Regions from separate parts of the Homo sapiens genome. Here all the other regions are linked to region 3. The links are chromatin loops, found by intact Hi-C in ENCODE. Cell type or tissue: PC-3. All regions are shown on one strand.

Region 1 (2,500 bases), 200 kb before region 3:
GTGGCAGAAAATAGAAAGATTGAACAATGATTTCAGGGATAAAATGGACTAAGTATAATTGCATGATCTGTCTGTTCTTGCATAAATCACTTCTATAAGAAGGATTATATACGTTTTTGCTTTAGTTTGTTACCACCACAGTCTGGCATATAAACTATGCCTGCCTCTTACCCTTTGTGAACTAGAGATCCTGCTCTGTTTTTATTGCCTTAGACTTTCAGAGATCAGCAATTACAAAAGCTTCCAAGACTTTTCTCTGCTCAGAAGCTTTGTATATTTTTGCAAAAGAACATAGTTTGGGATGTATCTTTGCAGGCCACAGGTTCTTTCCCACCCGAGGGTCAGGAGGAGGACATCAAGAGAAAGGATCAGTGAAGACAGAGCTTAGAGCAATCACAGCTTTAGTCTTCACCATTTAGCTTTCTGCTCTCCTTCCCTACGTAGATCTATCTCCACTATTTATAGTGGAGAAACACAGATGTGCTCATTATTTCCTTGGATTGATTTAATGTAAATTAACTTATTAATAAATACCCTTTCTTACCTTTCCCTGTCCATTATCTCATAACATACACAGCACATGAAGCAAACAAGGAAGTTTCCTGGAGGTATTACTTGTTCATTTATCACCTAAGTGTCTTTATCCTGCTTTTGCTCATCTAAACTGTGTAGTATTGAAAGGAAAAAAGAAAAAAATACATGAGGAAGAACAGACATGTCCTTTCTTATTTGCATTTCTCCATCTCTTGTCATCATTCTCCTTTACTACACCTTGGCCAACATAACCGTTTTGCAATACCAGCAATTCCTACTCCCTTATGATAAATATTCACCTCTTATCTTCTAATATCTTATAATCTGCCCACTTGGGACCAGTAACACCTACACCAGAGACTATGAATGACTGGTGATGTAATTTAATAAAGGACCCAAGAATATTTGGAAACAGCCCAGTATTCACTGTCAGTAACAATGTTTGTGAATATCTGAGTTTTCTTTCGGCAAAATCCCTTAAACCTTATTTATTTATTTATTTATTTTTGCATTATAGAGGGCCTGTTCACCATAAAAAGCACAATTCGATAAATAGCAAGTAATGAGAACAAGGCACACATGCAGTAGTAAACCAGAAAAGGAAAATGTTACTGCTGTAGCAGCACAAATGAGGTCATCATGGTACAGGGGCTGTAATAGTCAGAGGCTCAACTTGGTGGTCACTAGCCTTTGATCAGCAATTTCCAGTTAGTCAGAGTCATGTCCAAGGACAGAGGGCAAAGCATGAAAGACGTATCAGCAATAAGTCAGAAGCAGGAAAATGGAAAAAGTCTTAAAAAAAAAAACAAAAAAAACCTGACTTGGAAACCAGGGATGAAACCAGGAACACAGGTTTCAGCTCCCAGGTCACATTTCTCCCAGGTCACAGCTGGGAGAAATGAAGCTGAAGGTGGAGAAAGCATGGAGGAGGTGAGTCACAGGCCAAGGAACAAAAGCCAGGGAACAAAGCATGGAACACCATGAGTCAGCCATGCTCAGGATAATGAGCAAAGACAGCCTTTCCATTAAACAGCTGCCTTTTGGAGGTGCATGATGGCTGGACTTTCAAGTCTTAAGTTAGCAGGAACATGGGGCTGCTTTGGGCCCTGCTTCTGGACACTTGAGGGTCTGATGGACACAAGAACCCCAGTGGAGGTACCTCTAAAAGAATTCAGATCCCATCAAAGAGGAAGGAGAGAGATTATTCCAAAATGTGATCATGTGATAAAGAAGCAAGTTGAGAAGGCAGATGGGCCCACATGGCGGAGGACTTAAGGAGGATTTAAGTTAGTGAATTCATACCCTGAAGGCTCTTTGGAAAAGCAGAATAACATCATAAAAGCAAAATTGTGTGCAGAAAAAAAATCAAGGACTTTCTATTGTACTTTGAATCTCTGTTTCATTTATGTTTTAAATGTCTAATTTAATTGTTGCAGTCATATTTCAAAATCGTATGGCCTAAGCAGAAATCATAAATTTTATTAAGTGCCCTGTTTCTTAGTCCAGCTGCTGTAACAGAATACCACAGACTTGGTAATTTATAAACAGAGATTTCTTACATTTCTGGGGGCTAGGAAGTCCTAGGTTGAAGGGGCCAGATCTGGCAAAGGCCATCTTGCAAGATACCATGGCAGAAGCCATGAGGGTAAGAGAGCATTGGATGAGGAAGGGAAGAAAGTGAGATGAAAGCATCCTTTTATCAAAAATTCACTCTTCAGATAAGCGACCTTCTCCAGCCAATAATGGCATTAATCCATTCATGAGGGTTAGCTCTCATGACCTAATCACCTCTTTCAGGTCCCACCTCTCAACAGTGTTAACTGGGGATTAAGTTTCCAACAAGTAAGCCTTGAGGGACACATTCAAACAATAGCATTATGATAATGTAAACTTTAAATAATAAGTAAAGAAATGAATCCCTTTTCCAAAACTTTCCAAATCTGTTTTCAAGTTATTAATCTATATT
Region 2 (2,500 bases), 87 kb before region 3:
AAAACCTCTATGGCTAGAATAATTCTTTCATAAAGACAAAGATGATACTAAGAATAAAAGAGAAAAAAGAGAATAAGCCTAGAAACACGGGATTGTAGTTTGATGATATGATGTGTGGATGGTGGGTATGAAAAGAGAAGGCCTCGGTTGTGTAAGTGAGTAGGTGTGAGTGAATATAAATATTGAAATTAAAGAACAGGACTTACAGAGAATGGAATATGAGAAAATTCTTCAATTACATTTCTTTGCAGCACCTTCTTTCTTTCCCAAAACTATGTGCTTTAGTGACACTGACCTACTTACTCATTCTTCAGTTTGCCATTTTTTCCAAAATGATATAACTTTGCTACTCTAGGCTCTTTCATAGAATGTTCCCAGAGCAGTGCTTTGAAGTAGAGGAAACATGGAGTCATGCAACCATGGATTCAGAGGTCACATCTGCCTCTATCAAACTGTGTAAACTTGAGCCTTTGTTATTTACGACCATTAATTTCAAAACCTGTAAAATGGGGATAAGATATCCAGCCATATGGTGATCATAGGGTTCAAGTAAGGCAATATTCATGAAACACTGACCACAATATCACAAGACAACATGTAGGACAAGTTTAGTAAAGATTAATCTTCCCAGAGCCCCCAATTTACTACTCCGTGACTTCTACTTAGGCTTCACAGTCCGATGCAGTGTCACCTCCTCCATGCAGTCCTTGCCAAAGCCCCCAAGCAAAATTTGGTATCTTTCTCCAAGCTGTCAAAGCATCTTAGTCATATTGTATGGTCTTAGTATGATTACATGTCTATCTACCCCATGTGGATTTGGACTTTATCAATTTCTTGTGTTTCGTACCTTCATCATGATAGTCTAGGGATTTCTGTTTTGTAACAAAGGCATTCATCAAGATGACATTTACAAAAATTAGTATGTACTATCTGAGAATGTTGAAATGTGGATTACTCAGTTCTTGGAAGTGTGTTAGCCTGCACTGCAGAGACCATCACTCTCTCTCTCCTCTGGTTCCCGTTTGCCCAGCTATCACCCTTAATTGATTTATGGGGGACCCTGCTCTTCTTTATGACCTTGCCTCTCATGTTCTCTCAAGTTAGTTTCTTTTTGTAAAACTATACCTTTGCTAATGAAATACCACCAATGGACGCTATAAGGTACTCTTGAAACATGTAATACAACACATTATATACTGCCCAAAGGGGTAGTACTAACTACAAAGGATGAAAAAACTACGACTACTGTAAAAGTTTACTTTTAGGAATGTGTTTTTTCTCCTTATGTTTTAATCTCAAAAAAGGTTTACACTCCGATCCCTTTATTTCAATCTACATATTCTTAAACTGCTAAATGTCTAGAAATAATTATAATACAACTAATGTTTACTCAGTATTTACTATGGCACAACACCAGAAAAGCTTTTTATGTGTCATCTCATTTTATTGCTATGGCAAACTTACAGGAGAGATATTATCATTATGCCAATTTCACAGATGAGGAAGTTAAACCATCATTAGACTAATTCTAATTTTAAAAGCCTAGTTTGCACATTATGCACTATTTATACATGGACTTATATATTGACAGAATTAGCTACCTCCTAGGGTTTATGATATTTTCATTATTTTCTTTTCTAACATTTAGGTACATAAAGAGCCTATGTTAAGATTTTTCTAGCTATAAATAAAGCAGCTTTGTTTATATGATTGCCTTCTGTCATTTGACAGGAATGCATATAAATAGGAAACCAAGTAAATACATTTTATTAAAAATAGGAAGCAGACAAAGAAAAAGTCAAAAAGTTCAGGATGGATGCTTCTTACTGCAGGCACTGAAGGGGAGGAACTGTGGCAGTCAAAGGGTTACACAAGAACTTACAACTTCCTGAGCAGTTGAAATAATCAAAAAGAAACAGAAGCTATCCTAATAGTAACATTTATTTACTTTTACCAAAATAGTAGGTGTCTAAGATCTACAGTAAGCTACTGATTTTTGCATTTACTCTACTGATTTCCTTGTAATAAACAGAAAACTGATCAAAGGCAGCCTTCTCAAATTACTTATATTTATTACAAGATTATTCTACCATAACAAACAAATCTCCAAAATAGAAAAATTTGATTTTTGTGGACCAAATGTTGTTATTTATACACATTCATTCTCCTCGACAGGCATATTCCTTTAGGGTAGAGGTAAAAGCCCTTAGGTGAGTGCCTATCATGGTCCATTAATGTCTTAGGCCATTTGGGCTGCTATAACAAAGTACCATAAACTAAGTGGCTTATAAACAACATAAATTTATTTCTCAAAGTTCTGGAGGCTATGAAACATAAAGCCTTCTGTTGCCAGCAGATTCAGTGTTTGATGAAGGCTGAATTTCTGGCTCATACACAGTAATATGGTTTTGTTCTCTGTCCCCCCAAAATCTCATCTCAAATTGTAATCCTATGCCAAGGAAGGGAACTGGTGGGAAGTGATTGGATCATAGGGGCAGTT
Region 3 (2,500 bases):
GCTTTATTAAAGGGCCAGTTCCACTGAAGAAACTAGTAGAGACCCTTATCCACACTGTGCTTGTTCCACACTTGCCTACAGTGGTTGTAGTTCCTTCATTCGGGACCTTTATTACTATCTTCTTTAAAAATAAGTTGCCTTTTTTGGTACATTGAGTATCTTCAGTACAAGGAAATTTTGCCTTCAAAATACCCCACTAATAATGGTTCATCCTGTAACTTTTTATCCCTTTTGCCTACTTGTTGTACTTGCTTGATGCCAGACACTATTCTCTAGCCACAGGTTACATGCAGCTTTCCGCACATGGCCACCCCATGTTCTCCAGTTAGGACACGGGTTCTATTTTGCCCTCTTTTGTAGAGCTAGCAACTGCTTTATTGTTGTCTGAGCTGAAAATGGAGCCTTGATGGACAAAAACAGACATCTTATCACTTTTTAACGTAAAACCATCAAACTTGGCTTTCCGTTGATCCACCAAATTATGCTTTTACTTTTGCCTCCATTTCATAAAATTAACTACCCTAAGCATGCCTGTCTAATTGCAAATTTCCATTCCCTCATGTCCAACCTCTGCCTCCCACTGCACCACTGTAATTTGCCAAGTGAAACCTGCCCAAGTTCAGAGAGACTCAGGCAAACAAAACTCACGAAAAGGAGTACTTTTTTGTCCGGAGTTAAATCAATATTGCAATGAAGAAAATAATCTCCTTAGAATGACAGTACATGCATCTTGCTTCCCATTCCCATTTTATGTAATTATCTGTGCTGTGATGCTCGATCCAAACAAGTGCTGTCTCATTTGTAATCAGGGCAGAGAGTACGACTCCATCACTTTTACCCGAGTCCCTCATACAGCATTGCTTGTGATCAGAATTTTCAAAACTGCATTTCCAAAATCACAACTGGGATCATTTTTGCTTAGAAGCCACGTGACAGAAGCCTCACAGACAAACCTGAAATCTTAAACAAGCTTTAAAAGTATGACATAATGATTATCCGATAATGTCTAAAAGCAAGTGGCACATTCAGGTAGTTCAGTTTGATTTGCTGTGCTCAGAGTCGACTGGGTAGTTCATGTGCAAATCTTCTGCTAAGTCATTTCCTCTCTTTGTTTTCAGACTGGATTTCCAAGCAAAATATTCATATCTTTTTCTGTACATAGACTGACTCAGCCTTGCCACAATTTTGTGGGCAGAAAGGGTATGTGTGTTATGTACTTATCTTATTCATCATTGTATGATATTAGGGTGGTGATTCTGAGATATGTTAATTTTTCTTGTTTTCATTGGATTCTTTTCTTTCCAACCTTCATTCCTATTGATGTGTTCATAGGTTATCATTTGTGTGATTTTTGAGACACAATGAATCAAAGGGATTAAAAGATCACTTGGATACACAATTTTTTCATTGATATAACAGTGGGCACTTGCCTCTGCATGTAACAGAAATTAAAAAAAAAAAAAATGGAAGAATCCCCATGTGTTGCTCTCAACAGAGCTGAGAATCGCATTACCAGAGGCATGACTGGCGTAGACCTCTCATGCCACACAAATGCCTCACTTCTCCACCTGGGGTTAGCAAAAAACTTTCAGTCAACACTTGCATTCATGGCTCATAAATGTTGAGACTTGAGCAGCCTTCTTGCTAGGTGGGTTTCTATGCGGGGGTAGGAGTTTACTCTGAAATTAATTGTAGAATTTCTCTAGGAAGCCAAGCTAGCTGAATTCATTTATTCTGAGTTCAGAATTATGAAAAAGTGAGACCAGTTTTAAGTTTTACATTTTGAAGAATTTTAATATAAGCATGATAGTTTACAACTGCTGTGAGTGAGAAAAAAAATTCTCTGTGTTCTTGCTTCTAATTTGATTTGAATCCATAAAGTATATCTCAATCAGAAAGCAACTTGTTGTAAAGGAGAAAAATAGAATTTATAGACATGAAAATAAATAGATGAAAATCATGGGTGGTTATTTGATCTTTAGAAGGTACAAAGTAGCCACAAATTATGGGTACCATTTTCTTCCACATTTTAGTTTTACATTCCTGAAACTTGGGGTATGCATTTATTCAATAGTCATTCACCCTGCTAAGCAGAGGGAACACAACGAAAACAAGATACAAATCTTGCCCTCAAGAAGCTCACAATCTACTTAGAGGGTATTAACATAAATATTTTAAAAGAAAGTCCTTAAGTGTAGGGGTAGGAATATGAATGGAGTATTAGAAAAGCATAAGCAAAGGCATCTAACCCATCAGGCTTTCTGGAGGAGGTGGGATCTGGTCTGCAATTTGAAGGTTATGTAGAGGGTCACTATGTGAAAGGAGGTATAGGAAGAGCAAAGGAACTGGAAGGAGGAGCACGGTGCACAGGCAAATTAAGTGTTTCCACATTGCCAGAGAGAAAACCATGAGGTACAGATTAATAAGAGCTAAGCCTGGAGAGGCCAGCAAGATCCTGATCTTCAGGGTCTTACTTATAGCATGTGGTGGAAAGCATTCT

The links. Hi-C counts contacts between places; a loop is a spot of excess contacts. Peaks named below come from ENCODE experiments on the same cell type or tissue, not always from the same donor. Only the 100,000 strongest peaks of a DNase experiment are listed, where the experiment ranks them.
Region 1: a loop joins it to region 3, with 2.1 times the contacts of the local background. A loop is called at or near these places in 2 of 110 quality-filtered maps.
Region 2: it touches region 3 in a loop (5-fold over the local background); 3 of 110 quality-filtered maps call a loop at or near these places.

Annotation. Positions count from the first base shown.
Region 1 is chr21:28,435,277-28,437,776 of GRCh38, forward strand. No RefSeq gene overlaps it. Among named protein-coding and RNA genes, the nearest start is that of LINC00161, 100 kb to the right of the region's middle. In PC-3, no CTCF peak of the experiment used is centred here; a DNase peak (open chromatin) is centred at 1,485; H3K27ac peaks cover 1,147 bases.
Region 2 is chr21:28,548,828-28,551,327 of GRCh38, forward strand. No RefSeq gene overlaps it. Among named protein-coding and RNA genes, the nearest start is that of LINC00161, 11 kb to the left of the region's middle. In PC-3, no CTCF peak of the experiment used is centred here; a DNase peak (open chromatin) is centred at 1,434; H3K4me3 peaks cover 1,143 bases; H3K27ac peaks cover 2,172 bases.
Region 3 is chr21:28,636,004-28,638,503 of GRCh38, forward strand. It overlaps a transcript of HEMK2 not described here. Among named protein-coding and RNA genes, the nearest start is that of LINC00161, 98 kb to the left of the region's middle. In PC-3, no CTCF peak of the experiment used is centred here; DNase peaks (open chromatin) are centred at 1,148 and 1,468; H3K4me3 peaks cover 1,130 bases; H3K27ac peaks cover 2,500 bases.